5 separate regions of the Homo sapiens genome follow, and all the other regions are linked to region 2. A link is a contact called in ENCODE Hi-C or POLR2A ChIA-PET data. All regions are on one chromosome and are shown on one strand. The core of a region is the stretch at or near the end of the contact, and the rest is flanking DNA. Distances in the headings are between cores, read along the strand shown.

Region 1 (5,295 bases), core at 2,100-4,599, 1.4 Mb after region 2:
TGCACTCCGGCCTGGGCCACAGAGTGAGACTGCGTCTCAAAAAAAAGCGTTTTTGACTTACGATATTTTCAGTTTACGGCGGGTTTATCAGGATGTACGCTTATCATAAGTCAAGGAGCATCTGTACAAGAAACTATTAATAATGCGTACAACCAGATAGTGGGATTGGTTGTACTGTTATGAAAAATGAAGGACTTTTCTTACCTTTTACTGTATGACCTTATGTACTCTTTAGACTTTTAATCTTTTTTTTTTTTTTTTTTTTGAGACGGAGTCTCACCCTGTCCCTCAGGCTGGAGTGCAGTGGCGTGATCTTGGCTCACTGCAACCTCCTCCTCCCAGGTTCAAGCAATTCTCGCGCCTCAGCCTCCTGAATAGCTGGGACTACAGGTGCCCGCCACCATGCTCGGCTAATTTTTGTATTTTTAGTAGAGATGGGGTTTCACCATGTTGGCCAGGCTGGTCTCAGACCCCTGACGTCAAGTGATTCACCTGCCTCCCACTCCCGAAGTGGTGGGATTACAGGCGTGAACCACTGTGCCTGGCCTAGACTTTTAATCTTAGATTTGCTCTAGTTTTCAATAGAAAAAAATTAATGAAAATCTATAAAAACAACTGTGCTGCAATGTATATTGTCTTTAAATACTGTTATTGTGCAGGGAGTAAATAGCGTAAGGAATTACTGAAGTAGGGACTACTTTGAATCCTGCTTCTTTTTGCTTGTTATTGACTAAGAGTCTGCTGTAGGACAAAACACTGTATTTGCATATGTGCTTAGATAACATTATGACTTGAGACTGATTTGTTCAATTGATACTGTTGTCCTGGAAGCACAGCCATTGCAAAAGGGCACCATGCTATCTCTTAGTAATGCATTTAATATCTCACAAATTATTTTCCTTTCTTCTAAATTTTACTTGCAGAAAGAATTTGGGCTTAGTGAAATGCGTCCTACTCATCAGTTTTGGAACACATGGAGAAAAACAAGAAGTGCTTTTTCTCTTAAGCCAAATCTAATACTATTCCTTATAATGGTGCAGCCTTGGCCGGAACCTGCCAAGGAAGAAAACATCAGTAATTCCTTTATCTGTAAAGTAAAGAGCATATAAGGGACCTGATATTCATTTTGACAACCCAGAAACTTTTTTTCAAAAAATTCTTATTTTATCAAAGGAGAAGTACCCAAAAACCAGAGTTCAAATTTGAAATGAGTGAGTGGTAAATACCATTTCTGCTAATTTTATGAAAGGAAGTATATTCCTCTTATGAGAGCATGTGGCTGGAATCTGAAGAAGCATGAATTTGAATCTGCTGTATAAAATCAAGAAGGCCCAACTTACCTAGCCTCTGTATGCTTTAGAGCCTCATAGGGCACAACAGAGAAGTGTTTATTTCACGAGAGGTTACATAATAGCCACACTTCTCATTCTGGTAGAAAAACAGTTACTGGCATCTACTATGTTGTAGGTCTACTGGAGGAAGGGAAAAGACAGAAAACCTACTGTCTGAGATTTTATAATCTAGCAGTGGGGAAGACAGCACTTTTGCTGTGGAAATAATTCATAATCAAAAAGTTTTATGTCCATAGAATACATTATTCATTTGAGTCCTTAAGAAATTGAGAGCTGGTTGTGTTATTATAAAGACCCTCCATGCTAATGTGGTAAAATGATTTTAAAGATCTAATTTGCAAACAGAAGAGCAAGAATTGCTGAATAATAATGACACTTATCATTGATGAAAAACCCACTCTGAGTTTCTTACTTTACAGATATCTTTTCTAAACTTCCTATGGACCCTGCACAAACGGAATTATTATTTTCATTTTGCAGAGGGAGCAACTGAGGCTGTATAAAGTTAGTGACTGAGTCAGGAATCAGACCTATGTCTCCCAGACCCCAAGCACAAGTCCTTTGAACCTCTGAGCTATAAGGCTTTGTAATCCTGATGAAGGGAAATGGAGATGGGGAGGGGGTGAAGAAAATCTTTAAATTCTTTTTTTTTTTTTTTCCTCTGCAACACTTTAAAAAGAGACAGGACAAAAGAAGAATGCATGTTCTATATGCACATTTCTTTGCAGCCCTCTGATGAAGTACCTCAAAAGCTAAGCTCCCATCAATCCTGGAGAGATAGAATCAGCAGAGCATAGTGGCAGAATGAATGGTTTAAAAGGAACAGCAGCGACCAAAGAACTTTTTATGCAGAGAAACCCCAAATCTGGGGCAAAGCCCTCCTGTTCATTTTATCTCACACAAGGTAGGTAGTGCTGCCTGTCAAGGTAATGCATTACTACACTATTTGGAAAAACTACAGTTCTAATTAGATGAGCAAATAAATGTTCATTTCAATTTATTAATATAGCTGTAGGCCTTGTTACAATTTATCTCCCGGTTTTGAGACCAATCCATCTCGAGCTGGGAATCATTGTGGTGAAGTAACGGGTTTTAATAATGGATACAGGCAGTGAATTATTCAGGCAGAAGGGAGCAAGCCTTGATGCCTTCACTCACTTCTTTAATTAACTGTGAGATGCTGACGAGTCTGGGCTGTCTCGAGGCTTTCTAAGTTTGTCTGCATCAGAACTGTGAATTTTTCTTGGGCCATAGATATGTTGTGCTTTCAGGTCTATGCATAGCCAAGAAGTGACACCAGCTATCATATTCTCATTTTGTCTTCTTATATTCTCAATTCTGTGTCTGCTTAAATATTATTTTCCTGCAACTTCTTGAGCAACGAACATTTTTCTTGACAAAATGAACATCTTTGCTCTACTGCACTTCTGGATAAGACTTCAACACATGAAAATCCAAGATATTTCAATTCTCATATAAGTTTGGGAACTAATCAATAAACCACAAAATCCAGTTCTAGTCACTTCAGTCCATTTAGCTTGTTTTAAAGCCATTTATTTTCATGGCTTAGAAATAAATAAGCTGCTAGAAAAGAATTTTTCCTCTCCATTTGACATAGCATCAAACAAATAAACAAAACTAAAACTCTTACTAAAGGCAGGTTCCATTATTTGTGGAGCTTTGCAGTCTGCCCAAGTGGTTTCTGTAAACAAAACCTTTTAGGGCTTGTCACTAAACAAATGGCAGAATATGGCTGTGTACGTTGAATTTTCTTCTTTGCCTAACACAGATCTTCTAAGTAGAAAGTGCATCTAGCTCACAGTCTTTGCTCCAGTGTTAATCAATGGTTTTTGCTGTGAACACATTAATAACATGCTTAGATAATTGATTCCCCTTAATCTGGACGTTCTACTTTGCTATTACCTGTGACCATGAAAGTTAAAAGAAAAGTGCACATAAGCTGTTTGACAGCAATTTATTTATGCTGTGACAAGATAGTTCCTCTTTCAATTTTGTCACATCAGAGAGAAAGTAAGAATCTGGGGGAGGTCTGAGCTCACCACTTCTTGGTAGAAATTGAATCACTTTTTTCTATAAATCAAAAGTCATGTTAAAAGCTCTGTGAAGTAAACAATGATGTATATGAATTAGCAGCACAACCATAGTCAATACAAATCAAAGTGGCTTTATGAAGGTATTGATGTTTTCAGCTCTTCCTAAGGTTGAATACATTTAAGCGTTTATTCCCCAGGGCATTGTTGATCCAGATGAATGTATTCACTTTGAAACGAGACCATAGTCGCCGCTAGAGACAAAACTACATACACTGACCCAGATACGGTTCTTCCCCAGACCAAGTGACCCCAGCTGCAGCCGGAGTGCTCACAGTAAACTGAAATTACATGAATGACACCCAGGGAAAGACGCTTGTATTATAAAGAGGCTACATTTCTATTTGGTTTACTGATGTATTAATTTTTCAAAGTTTGGAATCTCTTCAAATACAAGGTAAATGCATTTTCTAAGAATTTGGCCCAGTGGCACTCGTCTGGATGTGATAACCTGTTTTTCCTGTATCATGATTTAACTTAAACTACTCTTGTAAGTGACTGATTCTGTATCTTCAAGTTACATTCATACATCCTGTGACTGGATATTGACGAATTCAGTAGGTGCCACAGGCATATCTTGCTTGTCTGAAAGGAAAGTTAATTTTATACTAAGATGCCACCATTAAAATAGATAATGAAAGCATTGTTAGGATTTACCAGATTAGCTAAAGCAACAAAACATCAGATTGTAACTAGATGACCTCGGGGAAAAACACAGGATGTATATTTCCACAAAACATCCCGCATCATTTGACATATTCAAAGTAAAGGTAAGCCATGTATTTTGGCCTTTATGTTGTTCACAGAAGAGTTCTTTGCACACTGGATATACATTGGAATTCATCTTCCTTTTCTTCTTAGTATGTTAGAATATCTATGTCTTCAAAAGGGTCAGCCTCAAATGAGTGAGCCAAAGGCACTTACATGCAGACCAGTACTTATTAGAAAGAACTGAGAAATGAAACATAAACTGATAAGTGAGTGCAAGTCATTCATCTTTTTAAAGCCCATAAAAAGAGAATTGTAAATTAAAATGTCTACAATAGGTTCAACACCTCTCTCTCAGCCCCTCCCTTTCCTTTGTCATGCTACAGCATTCAAGTGTGGGAATGTTTCTCTGAAACGTGTAAATCACACATTTAGTCATGCCATACCCAGGAGCACCGTACCGGGAGGAACGGGGAGGAAGGCCAAGGAAATTAAATATGAGTCCAGCAGTTTGTTAATGAAACATTTACACAAGCAGTTTATATGGTTGTAATAAAAAAGGGGGGCCTCTTTCATCGCACCTTTTCATTACTTAGCACAGTCTTTAAGAGGATTAATGTGGAAGGGGGGAAAAGAATGTGCTTATCAGTTGAGTCTCAGGATTGGTAATGCTGAGTTCTTAATAGATTGCCTCTGGATTTAGGATTACTGTGGTGCAAATTCTTCCAGGCTTTCAATAGAATAGAAAGCAGTTTGTTTTCCCCCCTTCAACGAGAAGGGCTATTGACTTGGTGATGAAATGACCTAGGACTCAGAGTTTATTCAAACCACTGCCTCCTGTTTCTGTCACTTCAGGGAGATTTATTTATTTGTTTGGGCTACTGGTAGCCAATGCATCAAAATATGCACTAATTCCACCACTACTGTGATTAAGAAGCAGCTAACAATGCAAGTTTAACAGCAACCAGCTGACTTTTATGATGCTTGTATTAAGGATCTAGTTTTCAAAAGGAAACAGCAGAGAAGACAAATCTATTTTTTGGACACTGTCAATTCCCTGCACCTCATTTTCTGACAGGTTTCCTAACAGCTCAGATAAACTACATATTTTGGAGGACAACTGA
Region 2 (4,717 bases), core at 1,812-4,311:
TTTTGCATCCTTCCCCGTTCTACTTCATTGTTTACTTCTTCCTAATTACATCTTTCTTCCAGGTACTTTTCCTTTAAAATAATGTTAAAAAATAAAGAATTAAGTATAATTTGGTGATGCCTCAGGCCTTATTCTGGCAACCAGTTAATCACCATGCCAGGTTTACCATTACAGTTAAACAAAATATTTGAAAGAAGGAAATGAATGTTTTATCTGTTTTTATTTTGAAAAGTCTTAGTAAATATCTTAGTCTCATAATTTCCTGCTTAAAACCATAATCAAACTGTTTCATTTCCATCTTTCTTCAACTTTAAGTTTTACTGCTTACAAAGGAGAAAAAATGGCCAGCTTTACATTCCACAAACTCTACATACCATTCTCTGTCTCACACAAAGCATCTGCAGGACATGTAGAGAAAGCTTTTGTGAAAAGAGAATTTGATAAATGCAAGTTTCCAATGTACTACAAAACTTGTGACAACAGTATCACATGAATTTATGCAATAATCATAATGAAAATATTAATAGAATATAAATACCTGAAGAGTGGCAATGCCAGGAAATGTGAGGTGACACAACAAATAAACTATTTGATTTGTAATATAGCAGATTGACAAGTATAATCTGGCTGCTTAGGTTGGAGCATCATGCTATAAGATAAAGAGTTTTGCTTGCAATGCCTGTGTATTGGCTTTTCCTTCATTAATATAAGCTGTTTTCACATTGCCAATTTTTCATATATATACATACTTTTTTTTTTTTTTTTTAGACTTAGTCTCACTCTGTCGCCCAGGCTAGAGTGGAGTGGCGCTATCTCCACTTACTGCAACCTCCGCCTCCCAGATTCAAGCGATTCTCCTGCCTCAGCCTCGAGAGTAGCTGGGATTACAGGTGCACACCACCACACCTGGCTAATTTTTGTATTTTTAGTAGAGATGCGGTTTTGCCACATTGGCCAGGCTGGTCTTGAACTCCTGACTTCAGGTGAACCACCTGCCTCGGCCTCCCAAACCAATTTTTCTTATAAGTTAATAGAATGACCTGAAAATTTAATTGCCTCCTACCTAGGTTACTTGCTTTTTTTTTTTTTTTTTTTGTTTTGAGAAAAGATCCTACTATGTGGCCCAGGCTAGCCTTAGACTACTGGGAGATCCTCCTGCCTCAAGCCTCCCAAGTTCCTGGGACTACAGGCATTCACCACTACACCAGGCTTTGCCAATTTTAATCTATAGGAGCTTATAGGCCAAATTTTAACCAAAAGTCTTCCCTGCAGTGTTAAAAATGTAAACATTTATTCCCATACGTTTCTAATATAATTTAATAAATACTAGTCAAGTGAAACAGTGGGAGTGGAGAAGGAACAAAGAAATCTGTAACTGGTTGTGAGCAATTCGTTGTAAGTACCACCGTACTTAGACCAGCCCATTTTTAATTTAAAAATGTGTTTTGATCATATATTTATACACTTGACTTTCTCAACCATTTATGAAAACTTAGAAGAGTGGGTGTTCTTTATCAAAACTGAGTTTTTTGAGGTAGAGAGAATAAAATGGTTTGTTGGGAGTTGAGGACAATATTTAGAGTTTCCTGTGTTGCAGACACTTCTCTTCTATTGAGTGAGATGTTGTTAACTTTGTTTCTTGTCTATTAGTGGGTCCTGGGAGAGATCAGAAATTCTGGGATATGTCATCTGCCCTAGGCAAGTCATTCACAATTCTGAGCATGCATACATCTTAGCTGCTTTTGAGTCTCCTACAGAATGATGGTGTGGTAAGCATGGAGCAAAGCTCTTATCACTACCCTTCTAAGGCTGGTGATGCTAGTCACTTCTTAACTTCCAGTTTGGGGAAGAAGTGAGAAGAGAGGTTTAAAAAAAAGGCACTGTTGTATTACAAACCAAAATCAAAAACAGATTTCTATACTAACTACCCTTCCAAAGGTAACACATTAGCTATACCGTTAATCTAGCAAAGCAGGGAGGAAAATGAAGGAGTGCATTTGTTTCATTAGTCTTTTCGTTTTGAGAGGTAGACAGGAGAGATAGAGATACACAAGACTCAAGTTTCTTGATACAGTAAGTATATTAAGAATATAAACGGGTTTGATAAAATGAACATTTAAAAAACATGGCACCAGGCTGATTCTTCTTCCTGCACACCTTAATGCCTAACTTTTGAAAGGACTTGAGACATAAGAATCACAATTTTAAAAAATTATAGTTTCCATGCCTTCATGGTGGATCAATTTCCATAGAAGTCTACCAAAATGACTTATCTCCATCCCAGGGAAGCAACTGCAAGAGGGAAAATGAAAGGAATGCAGTCTTTCTATGTAGGCAGAGTGGACTTAAGTGTGAGTCAGAAACACCGATTTCAGTTTGTGCGCTGCAACTTGATAACTTGGGTGATGTTTGGCTTCTCAGAACTTTGGGAGGTGAATTTGAAAAACAGGTAATGCCACACTATATAGTTCAGAGGATTACCTCAGCTTACAAACAGCAAATGAGACGCAAATGTGAGCCATAATTCACATTTCTAAGCAGTTGGAGCCCTGATATGGCACTGGGGTTACAAACAAGCGGGGAAAAATGTCAACCCAGTGATGTCATACTCCTAGGCCGGGCCCTAAGATTTTTTTGGAACCTGGCGGGCTGAGCACAACAGGGAAAGCCTCAGCACCCTGACTTGGCACAATGGTACCCTTAAGGCTCTTTGCTCACTCAGTTCTTAGTAGCTCTCCTAAAGCATGGTGGTGTTCTCTTCCAGTTCTCTGCGTAGACTTTGCTATGCTTCTCCGCCCACTGCTTCATCCAGAGAAACACTCGTATCCACAGCCTCTCCCCACTTTCCCTCACGCACGGCTCTAGAAAGACGGGGATAGGGCGCGGCTTAGGCTTTATACACCTTGCCAGCCAATGACCGCGCCGTCTCCTTTCCGGTCGGCGATCCGACCAATCCAAGAAGGTTGGTGCAATCTTCGGCTCTACTCGGCTGTTTTCGCTGATGCGGGCAGCTTGGGGGCCGCCGCCGCTAAACAGACGCTTTCCTTTTTAATTTTTTTTCCATGTGTTCACTTCCGGGTCCGGCGTCGATCCGGATGCCCGAGGCAGAAGGATGTTTGACCTCCGGATAAGCGAGGCGCTGCTGTGCATTCATTCCGGGCTGCATCGGTGGCGACAGCAGAGGCTCGGGCGGCGACTCTCCGGCCAGCGGCGGCGGTAGGAGGCACCAGCGGCAGTGCAGGGACCGAATCCGAGCAGCGCTGCGTTACCTCTCTCTCTCGCTCCTTCCCCCCTACCTCGCTCGCTCGCTCGCTCGCTCCCTGCGTGGCTCGCTTTCCTCCTCCGGCCGCCGGCGGGTGTGATGTGCCGCCGCCGCTGCCCCCGCCGGCGCTGACGGACTGGGGGCGCCGCCCGCGCCCGGGACCGACCCCTCTGCTCGCGGCCGCGCCTTTGAGGTAAAGCCCCCTGCGCGTAGGTGCTCCGCTGCCAGCCCCGGCCCGGCGGCTGCCTCGGCGCGGCCGCGGCGCCCTCCCTCCCGGGTGGGGCTGGGGTCCCGGGCGGGTGGGGTGGGGTGCGGCGGGGGCGGCGCCGCAGGCGCGGGTGTCGGGGGAGGGGTGGGCGAGGACCATGGCGGGTGGCCCGGAGGCGTGGGCAGGAGGGGGCCGCGGTCGGAGGCTGAGGGCGCGGAGGGCTAGGGGGCAGCGGGGGCCGCGGGTGGCGGGTCGGGCTGGGTGCAAAAGTTGCCGGAGTGGTGCGGCGCGACTGGGGCGGCGAGGGAGGTGGGCCAACTGGGCCGGCGGGGGCTTCCTTAGGAGAGATTGGGAGGTGGGGAGTGTCGCCCACGGTGCTCCTTGACTGTGTCCAGACAATTACCTTTGGAGTAGGGGCTTCAGGCAGGAAGGAGGCATGGATAGGCTGGGAGGAGGCGACGGGGGCCAGCGTTCAGCTCAGGGATAAACTTCCCGTTGGAGTGTTTAAGGGGTTGGGTGGGGGGACACAGGGATTTACCTGTTTCTTAGAGCTTTGACTCAGCTCAAAACTTAACCAAGACATTAGTCAAAGGTTAGCAAAATCACTCTGATGGTTACTCTCATGGTGCCGGTTTGTTTGTTTATCCCACATGCAGGGGAAGTGACACTGAGAAGCATCGGGTCTCTTGGTCCACAGCCTCCACATTTCTTTTCAGCAGGATGAGGAGGGAGATGTGTGTCTACTCGTGGGGTGGGGGTAGTGAGGCCTGTGTCATGGTCATTCCCCTTCTCCCACCTCATGTTTTAGGGAGGAAAAGTTCAGATGGGGGAGAGAGTGAGTGTGCCTGTGTGTGTGGGAGACAGCTACTGTTGATACACTGTGTGAATTACTTTCAACTCTTTTGTAGTAAGCACCCAGGCTGGTCAGTGGCTCCTTTTAAATCTTCTATTAAAATATTTACTTTAAATTAGAGAATTAAAAATGTACTTATTTTTAATGAATTAAGAAAATAAGTCATTATTTTACTTTTTGCAATTACTTAGTCCGATTCAAATGACATTTGGCCACAGATATGAGAGATGGCAAACTATATCTAAGATGGGATATAAAATGAAAAGTATATACTTTTTAAAGATGTTTCTTTTTAAAGATGTTTCTTTGAAGAATATTGGCTTTCCCGGTAAATTTAGAAGAAAAACATTACAGAAATTGTGAGAATAATGTGGAATTAGATGTGAAACTAGTT
Region 3 (5,247 bases), core at 894-3,393, 1.2 Mb after region 2:
TTTGAGTCCAGTTCAACATGTTTTAAAATGAGAAAGCTAAGGTTCAGAGAGTTTGACTATAAATATACACTTAATCATAAATAGCACTCCGATGTGATAATAGTCTTTAGACTATTTAAGGCTTTTAAGGCTTAAACCTGACAGTTACTATTGTTTTGAGGTTCACATCTTTGACTTGCACAAGTGAATTTCTTCGTTTCTTCACTGTAGTATCGGCTTCTCATGGTGGCTCAGAACTGCCACTCCCATAGGTACCAGACCAGCACTACCAGTGAGAGGAGAACCAAATGAGAGGAGAATCGCAGTTTCTCCCCATTCACTGTGAGATGTCGGGATTGGGGAGGAGGTGGAGCACAAAGTCTCCCCGTGTGGTCTACCATAGGCCCCTCTTCCTTAGAGGTCGCCAGCAAGAACAGGATTTGCAGGTGGGGATTACAGCCACTCCCAGAGGTGTTTTTATTTGGCAGGTATGTTACTTTTTAAAACATTCCAGTTTTTTTTAGCAACACTTTAATAAATTAGGAAAGAATTTAAATTTCTCCTATTTCGTAAAATAATTATTGGATTATGTGCTCTCCTGGGCCCACATTCCTCATGGCATCAACTGACAGAACTGAGCTTCACTGCAGCCTTGCCACGTGACTTGCCCAACCAGAGAATGCTGGAGTTTGTGCTTCCACCCTCTGCCTGAAACAATCACAGAATGTCGCCTAGCCCAACCTACTCAGTCGAGAGAAAACTGTGGCCCATATTTGTACAAGTGTAATAAGCTGTCTCTAGTGGCAGCCTAGGTACACATAAAACGATGGCATCCCACAAGCAGAAAATTGACAGGAGTTCAACATACACTGGGAAACAGAAGAAGGGTGGAAGGGAAGTAATTCAAAGAGTGTGGCCAATTCTTTCTGCTAGGTAAGAATTTCCCCCCAAAAGGTTTCAGTTCTCTTGTGTATCTCAGTGTCAAACGTGAAGTCACATGTATCATATGTAAAGGAGGATTTTAAAGCATTTTCAGTAGTTATTTTTGCCTTATACAAAAGATCAACTCCACTGCACCCTGGTTTCTCAGGTCAGTGATCCATACACTGAACCATAATTTCTTCAGCCAATGAAGGTCATTAAGGCAGAGGGTGGCAACAGTTTCCACAAGGACTCCCTCCAGTGAGGAGGCAGCATACCAGGACTTGAACCTCTGGTTCTGTTAGCAGACAGAATTGGGTTCAAATGCTGACCCTGTCAGTACTTGCTGTGTGGAACCCTGAGCAAGTTACCGCGCTTCTCTTCTCTAAGACTCAGTGTCTAGTTCTAAGAAATGGGAGTAATAATAACAATTACCCCCACAAGCGTTGCAGTGAAGACTCAGTGAGATAATCCGTGCAAAGTGAATGCTCAGCATAGTGCTTAGGTCAGTAAACACTGGCTTAAAAGTCCCTGGTCTGATATTATAGTTCCCTAACCCTGCACCCAACCTTCCAAAGCTCCTTTTTATATCCTACTATATTTAACATAAATCTATAATCCCCTCCAAATGCATGGTTAAGTGCAATTAAAGTATGTTAAAAATACAAGAAAGGGGGCTTAACCTTGAGAAGCTCAGCCTGGGGAAATACTGCTTCTTTCATACACTGACATCTGGCAGCAGTCAACTGGCTTAACCCACCTCCATTTTACAATTTTATGGCAATGATGGGATCACCATGAAGGCCCTGATGAGTCCCGTACTACTACAGAATCTCCTCCTCCTAATCTCTAGTTGCAGCTTTTTCTCATGCACTGCTGCCCTAACAGTCAGCTCACCTCAACTCTTATCACACATCCACCCAATAATTACTACACACCTGCCATTTGCCAGGCACCGTGCAACCTGCTAGAACAAGAGTGGCCCAAACAGACCAGGTCCCTGCCCTTCTGGACTGACTGTGTAGTGGGCAAGACTGTGACACTGGTCAGATAATCATACAAATATAGCAAAATTACAAGGATAATTGTAGAACTACAACCAAAGGAACTTTCATGGTGGCCTGAGAGCAAAAAGTAGCGTGTTAATGGAAGACAGGGTGGGGCAGGGATCTGTCTTCACTGGGGGTTGGAATCCAGCTCTACTGTTAGCTACAAAACCTTAAGCAAGTAGTTTGATCGCTCTGGGGAATCAGTGCCTTCATCTGTAAAACGGAAATAACATCTGGCTCATGTGACTACTACAGAAGATCATACAAATAACTTTAGCTCAGGGCCTGGTAGAAGGTAGCACTCAATAAACAGGGGCTATTGCTATTGTCAATATTAGTATCATTATTACAAATATATCTGAGACCTGAAATCGATAGGTGGTTTGGCCCTATGGGACCAAATGCTAGTATTTGCTACATTCAAAGGCAATTCACAAGAGGCAACAACAAATCCCTTTCTGAGGGGAGAAACACTAATATAGTTCTAATCAGATATTCCTCATTTAAAAATCAGTGGGGGATTATTAGTCTAATAATACTAACAACTGGAATAAAATATCAGAATAGAGAACTGGCCTGTTTTAGCAATGGTTTCTTTGTCAAAGCTCTTTTCTGTCATCTTGATAGGACACTGATGTAACCTATTAGAACCCAAAAAAAGAGGAAAGCAGGAAAGCAGCCATCTCCACTGGAAAAAAAAGACCCATAAGTCTAACAGCTGGTGGTGGCAGCCTGTCAAACCGAGGAAAGTTAATGTCAAGAACAGACGCGCGGCAGTCTCTCACTGTTATTTTTGCATGATTATTCCCAGGTGTTAGTGCATGCTGAGCAGTAGCCTGGCTATTTATCACGCGAGAGAGCCTAAGAGCATGGGAGGGGGAGCAGGGAGGCTGAAGGGAGGCAGGGAAGAAAAGGTTATTTACACAGAGAGCGGCACTTAGTGTGTGTAATCAGAGGGCTGGGTTGGGGGCGGGCAATCTGCAGGGAAACCCTGGCAATATTTTCTCCGTTCACCTTCTTTCAAGGGCTTCCTGAGTGCTGATGGGCAAGGAAGGATCCAAAGCTGGAGTGTTGGTGGGGACAGCTTTTCATCACTGGGGCATTTCACTGTGTTGGTCAGTGATGCTTTCAGTACCAGGAAACCGACAGCCAGTGAGGATAGGTGGCCAGGGTAGGGCTGGAGAGTGCTCCCTCGAGCACTCCTGCTCCACCCAGACCCAACAAAGAGACATTCAGGTGGCTCTGCTGCCAGGTAGAAGGAGAAGGCGAAACCCAGGACTGCCGAGAAGCAAGCCTCCAGAAGGCAGAGAGATTCCCTCCTTTACCTGGGATCAGGTCTAAACCCTGACAGGGAAGCTTGCCACAGCTTTCTCACGTCTATTGCCAAAAATATCCACACCGATCCTGCTATTAACCCCTCAATCCCGGGATCACCAACAACCAGAGGGGGAATGGTGTTTTACTTTGCTCAGAGCCAATATTGTTATAGTCTATGAGAATGCTGGGGCACGATTACTTAATGTTCACGTTTTCTCCATATCCTGGTATTGGGCTGTTTTATGAGATTGCCCATAGTCACCTCTTCATTTAAAAAGCATTAGAAAGAGACTCCACTACTACGTAGGGGAAATCACAGCTCTTTAGAGGCGACCACTGCTGCAGTCTCTTACTTTGCATTTTAACCACCCTTTTTCTGCCTGACGTCACTGCTTCTTTAGCAAAGCAGGGGAAGCTTTAAAAACCATTTCCTTAAATTAGGCACTGATCTTTTCTCCAGAACTAATCATTGAGGCTGAATTTCCATCCCTAAAGGACAAACCTGTAACAACTGAATTTTGGTCACTTCTAATTCTGCCTTTTCGTAAATGTGATGGAGACAACTCTTCCTTTCAGAACCATGATCAAAGCAATTTACGCTTTGCAGCTTGCTGAGAAAACAACATGGGCAAATTCTCACAAAGGGTCTAAGGTACCAGACTTTTTCCGCCTCCTTTAATTCTCACAACATTCCTGTTTTATAGAAGCAGAAACTGAAGATCTCAGAGGATGGGCCACTTTATCTAAGGAGCTGAAATTCAAGACCAAAGCTCTCTGATCTTAAAGTCCATGGGCTTTCTCATAAAAATAGTAACATCAGCAGCTACTTTTTAACACATACAACATAGAGGAATTATAACTGTCTTACCACATATAGTGTAGGAGGGATTATACTGTGCATTCTCTCTTTTGATCTTTACAAAATTGTTAAGGGAAGTATTTTACAGATGAGGAAAAGGAAACGTGGGAAAAGTTAAGTAACTTAAAAGGTCACTCAGGGTCGGTGGCTGAGCCAGAATTTGACCCCACATTGGTCTAACATCAAACGCAAACCCTTCTAAATGTAAAATAGAAGATGAGATGGAAAGAAATCTTTCTCCATGGGTAATTTCTGGCCCTTTTCTGTATGTTGGAAGCAATATACCTGAATCACCCTTTATTACCCATAGTTCAGAATAGTGAATCTCAGGCTTGCAAGCAAATAATACAATCCCTTCAGAAACCTCACTTTAAAACCTTACTGAAACCAAAGCTCAGCTTTTGTTTTATTGTTGTTGTTTTAAATCATCCAATTCTAAAACTACCGTTATGCACAGACTGGGAATTATATTGCCATTTCCACTTTCTCATTATCAGGTATGAAGACCAACCCTGCCCTCAAGTGCTGTTCAGGCTTAGCAGCTGATCTGGTAGGACTTGGCCTGGGGATGGACCAGGGCTCTGGCCCCAAGGCCAGTGGGGCCAAGACGGATGCTTCCACCTCCAGCCAGAACCCCCACCATGCCAAAATTCCAGAATGCCAAAAATCCAAGGCCCGGTGCAGTGGCTCACGCCTGTAATCCCAGCACTTTGGGAGGCCAAGGCGGGTAGATCACCTGTGGTCAGGAGTTCAAGACCAGCCTGACCAACATGGAAAAACCCAGTCTCTACTAAAAATACAAAAATTAGCTGGGCGTGGTAGCGGCTCCTGTAATCCCAGCTACTCGGGAGGCTGAGGCAGGAGAATTGCTTGAACCCAGGAGGCGGAGATTGCAGTGGGCCGAGACTGCACCATTGCCCTCCAGCCTGGGCAACAGAGAGAGACTCTGTCTCAAAAAAAAAAAAAAAAAAAAAAAAAAAATCTGGGTTCTGCATGGTACTGCTTTGGGGTGGAGAGGAAAGGGGGTCACTGACTCTTCGTGTCTGACTGCCAGAAGGATCCCTATATGCAGGTCACAAAGCAAGAGAATGTACACAGCTACATGTGTAAAATACGCTTTAA
Region 4 (5,356 bases), core at 2,146-4,645, 1.1 Mb after region 2:
ACAGTGTACTGTTTCTTTGTAAGAAGGTCTATGTTTAGACAACACCCCATTGTGAAGGGCCAAGTATAAAGGCGGTGTTTAGGTTCTAAAACTTGTAAATGATTTATCATTTTGCTGAAATCTCAAAATCTTGAACATTTTATAACCCACAGTCACATAAAGCAGACTACACTTACTGAAGGCATAAATGCCCATGATGAAAATTAGTTCTTTAAAAGTGCAAATTTGTATTTTATAAATCTGGGCATAAAGTTCTATTTCTCACATGTGAATTGGAAATAAGTGTACACTTATTCCAGAAAGATTAGTTTCTTTTCACGCACATTTATTCAAACATCTAGCCAGTGAGCTAGGTGTTGGGGACGTTCTATACAGGTACTTTTCATCTTTATATTCAAGTATTCTACCAGGTTTATTATTCTTCCCTTTCCACCCATGGACTGGGCCTGGCCTTTGTCAGAGAGCTAATGCCCTGTAACATTTCATCTGAGGCTTATTACTAATAAAGTAAGAATACAGCTGAAGAGTACAATGGATGGTTTGAGAGTGTGCTGACCACACACAGCTTTCTTCTTTGTACTGTTAACACTTTGTCTAAGATGCTGCCCCCAAAGGCCTATTACCTACAGAACATTTAATAAGAACAAGGTCTTTATTATATAACCTGAGCCTGTTACTTCCTCAAGCCAAAAAAGCCTGAGACCTCATAAGGATTTCAGTCAGTGTTCTGTTATGTCCTTTGTAAAGGGTTTCCAGGAAGATGTCAAGCCCAACAAACACTTATTGTGTGTGTCTACAGGGTACACATTAGGTGCCTATTTAGTGCTATGGAATCAACCATGTTTTACTTGGAGCTCCATCCAAACTCTGTACTTCAAGAGTCTGTGCATGAAAAGAACAGAAGAGACACAGGCATACACTGTGATGCACAAGTGGAAGTATAGTTTTGTCTATTACCTGCATTTTTACAGTAGGCCCCTTATGCTATCACGTCAGGCTAGACCCTGGATTTCATGTTCATGGTGCCCCCACCTAGACCAGTGATCCTAACCCTGCCCCCATCTGACTGGACCAGTGATGGGCACCTGGAGCAAAGGCAGCCAGCCCAACAGGGACTTATGTTGGGAATCTGAATGAGAAATATGGAAGTTCCAAAGAACTGGCAATAGGAGTAGAAGCCTAAAGCTTGCAAGATAGTAAGAGGCGTAAAGAACCATGATGGGCCAAAGTTCCAAGGGCGCAATAGCTATAAGACCAGGAAGCCAACTGCACTGTTGGTGCAACACCCTCAGGACTTTGTGTGCGTGTGTGTGTGTCCTTTTTCTCTCCAGCTTCATCACTGATAGAAGATTTCACCAGCACTCCCCCAGGATTGCCTATTTTCCAGCCATCTTGTTAAAAAGTTGTTCCTTGTGTTAAACTAAATTTGTCTTTGAATACCTTGGTCCTGGCTGAGCCTCCTGATACCCTGCAGATGCAGTCCACCCATCATCCACTCAACAGCCTTTCATCCAGGCAAGGATAATGACCATGTTGGCATTCTCCCCACCTCCTGCTCACTGTCTTTTTCCTATTTTTTTTTAATGAGATGGGCTCTCAGTATGTTGCCCAGGGTGGTCTTGAACTCCTGGCCTCAAGCAATCCTCCCCCGTCAGCCTCCCAAAATGCTGGGATTACAGTGTGACCCACCACACCCAGCCTCTATGTCTTCTTTACTCTCCAGCCTAGACAAGTTTCTTCAACCGTTCTTCATGTCACATTTTTAATTCCCCTAAAAGAAACCTTGAAGATGCCTTAGTCCAAATCCCTAGGGAAAGTTAAAGTTCCTAATGAATTAGAAGCAAATGGAGACAAATGCAAAGGTTCTCACTTCTGTGAATCCTTGCCCTAGACACACGCATACCAGGCACACTGCCAAAAGACAGCCATTCTCTCCTGGATCCCCACAGCACTGCATACACAGTTCTTGCCCTGATGGAAACGTACGAGCCATGTTTCCCTCCCCTTTCTGAGCTCACAACTAGACTCCTTCTCAGCCTCCCTATCAGTCCGATGCAGCCATGTGACTGAGTCCTACAGAAAGCAAGTGAGAGAACTGATGAATGTGGGCCACTTCCAGGCCTGGCCCATAAGAACCTCTCATCCCTTTCTGTCTGGCTGCAATGGAAATGGCTATTGTGATCTCGAAGTCCTCAGGATAAAGGTGGCAGAGTCTCCTTCATCTGGGACCCTGAATGACAAGGAGAACTTCCCAGGTCTGAACTTAAGGCTATTTGTCCTACCGTAATACATGGCCCCCATAATATTTTACTCTGCTTGTATACACAGTATGCCTAACTCTTCCAACTAGATGACACTCCTTGAAAATAGGAGCAGTGTCTGCACCCACAACCCCTGGCGGCACAGTGGCTACCTAATAGTGAGAATTCATTAAACACCTAGGAACTAACTACACGAGGACTGACGAGAGAGAGAGTCTAGACTGAATCCTACTCAGTGACTTCCTTTTATTACTACCATACTTTTTCAATAAGCATAATCTCCCACTAGTTTTATAGATGATAGACATTCTCTGTGGAGAGGCTTTGCTCCCAAGATGTTATAAATGTGGTTTATGAATTATTATTTCTGGTATTTGTGAAGCTGTTTCCTCAAGAACGGGGCAAATGCCTGATTTCCCAGTGGATTGACATAATTCTGTTTGTATTGAGTTTAAAGACTGCTTCAGAGTCTTTAAAGTGCCTCATCCCCGGGACAGAAGTCTTTGCCAAGCATCGCAAATGCTGAGTTTGGAATCAGACAGAAGTTTTTTTGAACTCTCTCAGACTACCACATCTGGATGCATTTGATGTGCATCCAGGCAGAAAACAGAAACCTCATTCGAATAACACCAAATGGTAACCCATTCATGCCATATGCCTTTAAAAAAGAAAGTTTACACATTTCTTTCCTTTTATATATTTTTTTCTAGTGAAACATTGGTGACAAAATGTCACAATATGCTGATTTCATGAGTACAGGATAAAATTCATATATTTCAGATATCATATTACCCTCCATTTTTACACAACGTGACTATTGTGCAAGGTATGATTTATCACCATTTCTTTGTTCAGGACTCCCTCCCCCCATTATTATGTTGTCGTCACTCTGTGGTATTCAATACTGGTACTTTGTAAAGGCTGAATCTTGTATAGCACAAGCTTCGCTGTTCCAGCCTCGGAGCTTATAACCTTCAGACAGATCCTTCTTCAAATATAATTATTTGGGAAAATTTAAAATGTACAACTAAGGTTGCTCATAAAATACCTGCCAGCCAAAAATCAGAGGGACTTTCCCATTACCTGTGCCAAGTATATATAGAGCACTAGGACAGGAAAAGTAAGTGTTGTCACATGACCATAAAATGCAGTATGTTTTTTTTTTAAAGAGCCCTACCGCTGGGCTGAATGTTTGAAGAGTCACTTTAAACACATCCTGTAATCAAACCATCTGGAACACAGTGCTGCGATTAGTCACCCTGAACATAGGGCTTTATCTGAACAAATAGTGTATGGCAATGGAGCTTGGGAGATAGGGCAGTACTAACAAAAGGAAGTGTAATGAAACACTTTATGCCCTAGTGTGCCGCCACCCCAGTCATAAACCCCAGAGACACACTGCTCTGGTGTTAATGTACTACTTTATGAAAGCACAGTGAGCTTAAAGATTAAAGGACTGAAGGGCTAAAAATTGCTGGTTTGGATAGATCTTCTCTGTCAGCGGCTGGAATATGTTGGCATCACTCTATCTGCGTTAATTATAACCTCTCAGATGACAGTTGAGCATTCCTATTAGGGTTTGGTGTTATTTTCAGGGCATTAGGAACAGGGTTTGTTTATGGGAGGGTAGTTACGATTCTTGGTTTGCCAGAGGTTAATCTGAACACAGACTTGTTTTTGGTTCATCTAAACCCAATCCACATACAACGACAACAAAAAATGAAACCTTAAGCAATAACAAAAGCAATGGAAAAATGCTGTTCTACTCTGCATTTTAAAACATGATAATCTTTCTTACTTGACTGTACTTATCTCTTTCAAAAGTACATTTGGTCATTGGTATACAATCTATGGAAATCCTTTTTTAAAAAAAAAATCTGAAAGGATTTTCCCCCTAAATACACAGAATAAGCCCTAAACACACACACACACACACACACACACACACACACACACACACACACACACACAGCTAAAGAAACCTTGTTTCCCCATGGGCCTTATGGTTTAATACACAAAAGAACACAGAGCCACTTCCATCACTGTCACCTCCCCTGCAGCCTTTGTTCTGAGGCCTGATGAGCTGTATTGATTTGGGAAAATCATTGAGCTTCTTTGGAAAACTAGACTCTCGCTTATTCACTGCCATCTATTTCTTTCCCATGAAGACAGGTGGTCAATATCCAGCTGACTGGTCAGCTAAAAGAAGCCCAAGCTGCTTTTTTCTTGCTTCCCTAGTAACATTATCATTTCCCACTTCTAGAAGATACAATGGCCTGTTAAGGAGTCTTGTGAGTAAGAAGAGGGAGCAGAAATAAGACTTTTATAAGGCACCACCGGTAACACTAAGATGCTGTCCCATATGTTCACGTGGGAGGCTGCACCGCACATATAGATGGTGACGATATTTTCACTGACCAAGTTTAAGCATCAGTGAAAACTTACAGGGCCCAAGATATAACATGAAAAGAAATACTAAATCAAAACAGATCATTAGAGACCAGGTGCAGTGGCTCACGCCTGTAATCCCTGCACTTTGGGAGGCCGAGGCGGGTGGCTCACGAGGTCAGGAGATCGAGACCATCCTGCCCAACACAGTGAAACCCAGTCTCTACTAAAAAATAAAAAAATAAAAAAATAAAAAATAGCCGGGCCTGGTGGTGGGCACCTGTAGTCCCAGCTACTCGGGAGGCGGAGGCAGGTGAATGGCGTGAACCCGGGAGGCAGAGCTTATAGTGACCTGAGATCGCACCACTGCACTCCAGCCTGGGCGACAGAGCGAGACTCCATCTCAAAAAAACAAACAAACAAACAAACAAAAACAGATCATTAGAGATCAATTAATGTTTACTGTGGAAAGACATGCTTTACTTCTTTTAAATAATCAAAACATATGTTCTACCAAGCAAGTGTCCTAGTTACAAAATGTCTTAGGTGTAATTTAGACATTTTAAGTAACAAAGAGCATCATAAAAAAAAATCACATGGAGATCTTTAGAAAGTAATTTTTAATCAGGAATTTTGATCAGTAACAAAAATATTTGCTTTTAAGTTAGGCAAACATACATATCCTAAAGCAACATTGCCCTTGATGA
Region 5 (5,193 bases), core at 583-3,082, 1.2 Mb after region 2:
GTTGCTGCTACTAGTGGTGGTGGTGGAATTATTCATCTCAAATTTCTGTCTGTCCTTCTCCAAATCAGCGTCCAAATCAATTATTAAATTTCCAACCCCGATTTCCCAATCATCGCCACTGTCATAAGTATCAACTGTATTTGGATCCACACCTTTTCCTGCAGTAGAAATGTTCACTGACATCCTGAAGATGAGCTCTCTAGAATAAAAATCCGATGAACTTTTCTTTGGAGATGAGGGGACATTCGTTTATCTCCGCTGGGCTTTCTCTCAAAGAAAAAAAAAATCTTCTAATCTTCCTCTTCTTTTTCCTGCCCCACGAATGTGTCCAGGGATTTTACACCCTCAGTCCAGGTCCACCTTTTCCTGTGAAGGGGGGGGGAAAAGTCGAATATTTCTTGTCTGGGTGTTACCAGAATAAAAAACGATTAGTATTGGGGAATCAGTAAAGGGGACAGGGAAGGATGGAGAGTAAGGTGGCTCATGTATTGTCCTCACAGTCCAATATCAGGTTTAAAGGAAAATAACCAAACCCGAAAAATAAACCTATGACAGTAAGCATCTTACGGTAGCTAAAAAGAAAATCCCTTTATCAACAACACAAGGATAATCACCTTTTTAAAAGCATTAAATTATCTTAAGGATCTGATTCAAGTCCAGAAAGGTTTTTGTGTTCTTTTTTAAAGTTTAGGATTTCAGTCTGGCACATGTGATATCTCAACCCCAGAAACACAGCCTGAACACTCAGACAAGAAGGAAGAACACAGCTTTAAACATCCCTAAACATGTCCTAGATCTTGCAATTTAGAAGACCAGACCCTGGAAGTTCTGAGGCTAGTTTTCAGAATAGAATGTTGCTAAATTTTCCTTATTTCTAATTTAGGTTTCAGTACTTCTTTTTACAAATTGTCTGGGCAATCTGTTTTTTGTTCCTAGTAAGGAACAGAAAAAACAACCAATAACTGCCCCCAACACACACACATACCTCCCTCCTATCCTCTTTTCCCAAACAGCTTCTACAATTTCTTTTTTGAAATATGCATGTCTTTTAAGAGCATTTCTCTCTAGAAAAGACAGTGTTATATAAAAAGTTAAATACCTGCCTTTTGAGAAAAAAATACATTTAAACAATTCTACCATATTCCTAGGTCAGAGAATTGCTCACTCTCTTAAATACGGTGCTACTGACTGTACAGAAAACTGATTAAGACATACACTTTAAGTGATCTGCGCCAAGGTGGCCTCAATGACCGCAAATGAGTGTGTTTGACAAAGAGCAGTTAAAACGGTTTTTAAAGGGATCAGCCCCTTTTTAACAGTTGATTGTCAAGAAAAAAATAAATAAATATACATACACACACACATACACACACACAGACATTGCTTACCTTTTAATCCTTTATCATTTTTTAATTAGGCCAGCAAATCAAAATGCCTTTCCCACTCCACTCGGCAAACAAGCCTGTGCCTCATTTTACTTAAACACCAAATGATCAAGAAGGAAGAAACCAAATAACACATCTCAGCCAGAATAATCACTCGATAACATTATTCCACCTCCCCACCCCCCTTTTGGCAAACGAATCAGTCCTTTTCTCCTTAAAAAAAATGTGTCACTGTACAGCTGGAAAATAATGTTTCACATTCACAACAGAAGCACCAAAGGTTTTTTTTTCCTCTTAACAAGCATCGAGAATAATAGTTTTTTAAAAAACAGAGAGTTTAGAGAAAAAAGTTTTCCCAACTTCTCATTCCGCCTTCAGTTCCAGACTTCAGAGTCACCGTGATCAGTAATGATCCCATGTAGCAAACCTACAGGCGTCCGCTAGTAACGAGACAGAATGTGCTAACATCGGGATAAATTAGTGAAAGGGAAGAAAGAATAAGAAGAAAGGACTGAAAATCTGGGCTGGATTCCGCCTGTTAGTCGGGAAGTGGCATTTTTCCGCCCGTCCTGACAGATTTGATTTCTTGAACTAACTTAAGAGAAAAGGAGGGGGGGAGTAGAGGGAGGAGGAGGAGAAGAAAGGGTGGGATGAGAAACTGGGCAAGAGGAGAAAAAGAAAGGTGTGGAGGAGGAGACAGCAGATGATTCAGTGAGCTGATAAACCAGTTATAACAGCATTCGCTCGGGGCGGGGGGCGGGGGGCTTGGGGCGGTGGGGTGGGGAAAATAACGGCGTTTAAAATGGGCTCAGTCTTCGAAACCTAAAGGATGTGATGTTTTCCTGTCTTATGTTGTTTTAAGAAAAAGGAACTGAGTTCCTAGTATAGCTCCCGAGGGGAGTGGAATCCTCTGTCGCTCAGGTCAGCCAGTCATGTGGTAATTCGATAATTAGAGTCAAAATAAGGTTTTTGTTTTCTTTTTTTTTTTTTTTAAGGCGACCCTTTTCGGGAGTTTTTCCCTCTTATACTCGCAGCAAACGGTGTGTCTCCCTTTTATTTATTTTTTCTCTCCTCTCCCTTCGCCCAGCCCCTCCTGTGTTTAGTCAGATGGCCCCGGAGCTTGGCTTAGTATTTTTAATTAGCTGGCGTTTGGAAGCTAAAAGCAGTAATGAATTGTTGATGGATTGGAAGTGGAGAGTCGCTTTGCTGGAAATGTCGGGGCTGGGAGAGGGGGATGGGCGAGTTAGTAACAACCAACCATCTAAAAGGAGCGATTTTGTTACAGTGCAAGCCTTTCACATCACGTGAGGATCAAGGGCTCAATTGGTTGTCGTGAGAACAAAAATGGTGACAAGCGTATCAAGAAAATACTGATCTGGTCTTTAAAAAAAAAAAAGCTGAAAGTCTCTCCCCTCCCCCTGCACACACTCCCCCAACCTCCTCCCCCCGCCCCCCCGCAGTGGGCGAAGCTACAAGTTATGAATGTGAAACATTTCTCGGAGATCTAGGATCTCCGAAGTTCGGAAGGAGCGAAATGTAATGAGCACAAGAGCAAAGCAGATGTTTTAAAGAAACACTTTATAAACCTTTCCTCAACTTATCTCCAATTTGTCGGCTTTCCCAAGGGGCCAGGGACGGGGACGCCTGGGGGAGGGAGAAGGGTATCTCCGAGCTACTTGGATTTTAGGGACCCCCACTTCATGTATTAAACAAAGAAAAACCTTTTGCTTGCTCCCCAGCCTGGTCCTGTAATAAATACACCATTGTTACTATTTGTGGGTTTGTTTGGGTTGGGTGGGGCTTTTATTTTTTCTCTTAATGGTATTTTTGTTGCTTGCTTTTTTAAGGAGATGGCGAATGGTAATTATAACCATTACATGTAATGAGTGACTATTCCCTTGTTTAATATTAAATTATCGGGCACTGGGATCTGACAGGAGACAGAAATCGGCTTGTTCTGCCCTTGCCCCCATTTTCCTGGATCGCTTTGGGAGGGGGGTCTGCCCAGCTAGGACAGAAGAGGGAGGGAGTAAGGTGAGCTAGAGAATTGACACTGCAGACCAGGATATGCAACTGTGTCACTTTTATTCTCCTTTGGGTTAGAGCCCAAAAGCTAATTTCCTCTAAGTTACCCCGAGTGCCCAGTCAAGCTTAATTTGTGTGAAGTTACAAATGCTTCACCCTCCACTGAATAAAATTCACCCTTCTTGGGTTGTTGTTCTAAATGCAAAAGCCAAACCCTGTAACTAGTTCCTCATTTCTATGCATAAAACTCGCACATTCCCCTGCATGAAGTCCCCGCTAAGTGCTATATAGAGACACACCACGCAACCGTACTTACGGTCTGTATTGGATCGAGTTGACCTTTTCCTTCTAACTGCATTGAATGTGTTTGGTTGCAGCCGCTTTATTTTGGAAATTATAATCTCTTCAACAAATTTATTATTAAAGAAGATGGACCATCAAATGTCACAGACCGTCCTGTGTATTTTTTATAAAAGCAAAAATTAAAATTTAAAAAAAGCAAAACAAAAATCCCCCTGGTGCACACACACAACAAGCTTGTTCTGCAACACTAAATCAGGACTGAAACACAACACACACACAGGGGGAGTGGAGCAAAAGAAGCTCTCAGCCTCTATACCTGAAAGGGACTTTTCTTTGTTCCCAGTGCCCTTTCGCATCGGGCCAATCAGAGAGCAGCTTTTATGAAACTGGGCTCTCTCATTGGCTAGCTGCTTTCTCTTGGCTACTGTAGGGGGTTGAGATATACACACGTATAAAACACACACTGAGAGCGGGTGGGGGTGCTGTGGGGGGTGGTTGTGGAGACAAAGCGTTTTATTTTCCAACCAGATTGGGGTTGAGGAACCTCCCGCAGTAAGAAGGCAAAAAAATGGTGCGCCCCTTTCAATTACTACATCATTCACATAAAACACTTATTTATTAAAACAAATCTCAAACAGGCTGCGAGGAGAGGATGTCGGTAAATACAAGTTTGATTGTGTTATCTTGGGGGAAATAATGTATGTGATCGCTCGGTGGCAGAGAGAAGCCAAACGAGCCGCTAGCGCGTAGCGAAGAGAAAAGGGAGGCTGGCTGTGTGGAACTGACTGCGAGCATTTTGCCGGCTTCCCTTCCTTGTTCCAAGGACTTCGCAGCCCAACTCCCAAGACTGATTTTCTGTATTGCAGCTTCTGGCTTTCAACCCTCCCCCCACCACTTTGCCCTTCCTGCAGTTTTTTTTTTTTTTCTTCCCTGTGTCTCTCTTTTTACTCGCTGATTAAATAAGAAAAATCGATCTGCGGGTAAAGGCGATGGTGGGGAAACAAGTAACCCTTTTGTTTCCAGGGCTCTGGTCTACAGGCACTGAAGTGTGAACGCAGGCGACCATTTAACCAACACTATGTGAATGGTTCTTCCCTGGAATTAGTAACAAATCTTTTCCACCTGGTGTTATGTGACTCCAAAAAAGAAAAACTTAATATTAAAATAAGGCCCCAGCTAAACATAGTAACACCTCGGGCCAGCCTCATCTTTTAAAAAATCGACTTATGAAAGTTAAATGTACTAGGAAGATTAACTGTTAAACAGTCCCAGTACACGTATTTAAACTGTGGAAGGGTCAGAATTCCTCTTCCCCCATATCTTTAACCCCACTGGTGGGGAAGGGGGCATCATGAATCCTCTGAATGCTACATCTACAATCCACAAACACAGAAATATTTTAGAATTTATTGTAGGACAAATGCCAGCAACCAAGTTAATGAGACTCAGCTCATAGGATAAGAGAGGTTAATATGAAATA

The links. Hi-C counts contacts between places; a loop is a spot of excess contacts on that map. ChIA-PET counts read pairs that join two places held with the same protein, here RNA polymerase II (POLR2A). Pooled maps may share reads with other maps.
Region 1: a pooled map shows a loop between it and region 2 (2.8-fold over the local background). The contact joins the enhancer-like site here to the promoter of CSNK1G3 in region 2. A Hi-C loop is called at or near these places in 3 of 37 single-sample maps with no recorded cell type and 3 of 50 pooled maps.
Region 3: a map with no recorded cell type shows a loop between it and region 2 (9-fold over the local background). The contact joins the enhancer-like site here to the promoter of CSNK1G3 in region 2. A Hi-C loop is called at or near these places in 4 of 37 single-sample maps with no recorded cell type and 1 of 50 pooled maps.
Region 4: a loop to region 2 is called in a map with no recorded cell type, with 5 times the contacts of the local background. The contact joins the enhancer-like site here to the promoter of CSNK1G3 in region 2. A Hi-C loop is called at or near these places in 5 of 37 single-sample maps with no recorded cell type and 7 of 50 pooled maps. POLR2A ChIA-PET finds 5 or more read pairs at or near these places in 1 of 52 experiments (IMR-90).
Region 5: a loop to region 2 is called in a map with no recorded cell type, with 5 times the contacts of the local background. The contact joins the promoter of ZNF608 here to the promoter of CSNK1G3 in region 2. A Hi-C loop is called at or near these places in 1 of 37 single-sample maps with no recorded cell type and 5 of 50 pooled maps. POLR2A ChIA-PET finds 5 or more read pairs at or near these places in 1 of 52 experiments (Panc1).

Annotation. Positions count from the first base shown.
Region 1 is chr5:124,917,867-124,923,161 of GRCh38, forward strand. No RefSeq gene overlaps it. Among named protein-coding and RNA genes, the nearest start is that of ZNF608, 170 kb to the left of the region's middle. RefSeq lists an enhancer at 3,550-3,639. Within about 2 kb of position 3,350, at least 3 of the 41 ENCODE cell types and tissues checked have a DNase peak (open chromatin) inside an H3K27ac peak, as active enhancers do.
Region 2 is chr5:123,509,116-123,513,832 of GRCh38, forward strand. CSNK1G3 (casein kinase 1 gamma 3) reads left to right here and starts at 3,062. Exons shown (of 14, transcript NM_001364140.2): 1 at 3,062-3,455. RefSeq lists enhancers at 2,774-2,833, 2,994-3,203, 4,234-4,383 and silencers at 3,384-3,473, 3,644-3,713.
Region 3 is chr5:124,704,093-124,709,339 of GRCh38, forward strand. All of the region lies in intron 2 of ZNF608 (zinc finger protein 608), which reads right to left. Among named protein-coding and RNA genes, the nearest start is that of ZNF608, 40 kb to the right of the region's middle. RefSeq lists an enhancer at 5,002-5,247. Within about 2 kb of position 2,144, at least 9 of the 41 ENCODE cell types and tissues checked have a DNase peak (open chromatin) inside an H3K27ac peak, as active enhancers do.
Region 4 is chr5:124,652,621-124,657,976 of GRCh38, forward strand. The region is part of intron 3 of ZNF608 (zinc finger protein 608); the gene reads right to left. Among named protein-coding and RNA genes, the nearest start is that of ZNF608, 91 kb to the right of the region's middle. Within about 2 kb of position 3,396, at least 19 of the 41 ENCODE cell types and tissues checked have a DNase peak (open chromatin) inside an H3K27ac peak, as active enhancers do; they include IMR-90, where a contact is called at or near this core.
Region 5 is chr5:124,744,807-124,749,999 of GRCh38, forward strand. It overlaps ZNF608 (zinc finger protein 608), which reads right to left and starts at 1,833. Exons shown (of 10, transcript NM_020747.3): 1 at 1,389-1,833; 2 at 1-366. The coding sequence starts at 183. RefSeq lists enhancers at 1-125, 1-34, 2,074-3,072, 2,766-2,945, 3,073-4,071 and a silencer at 3,951-4,190.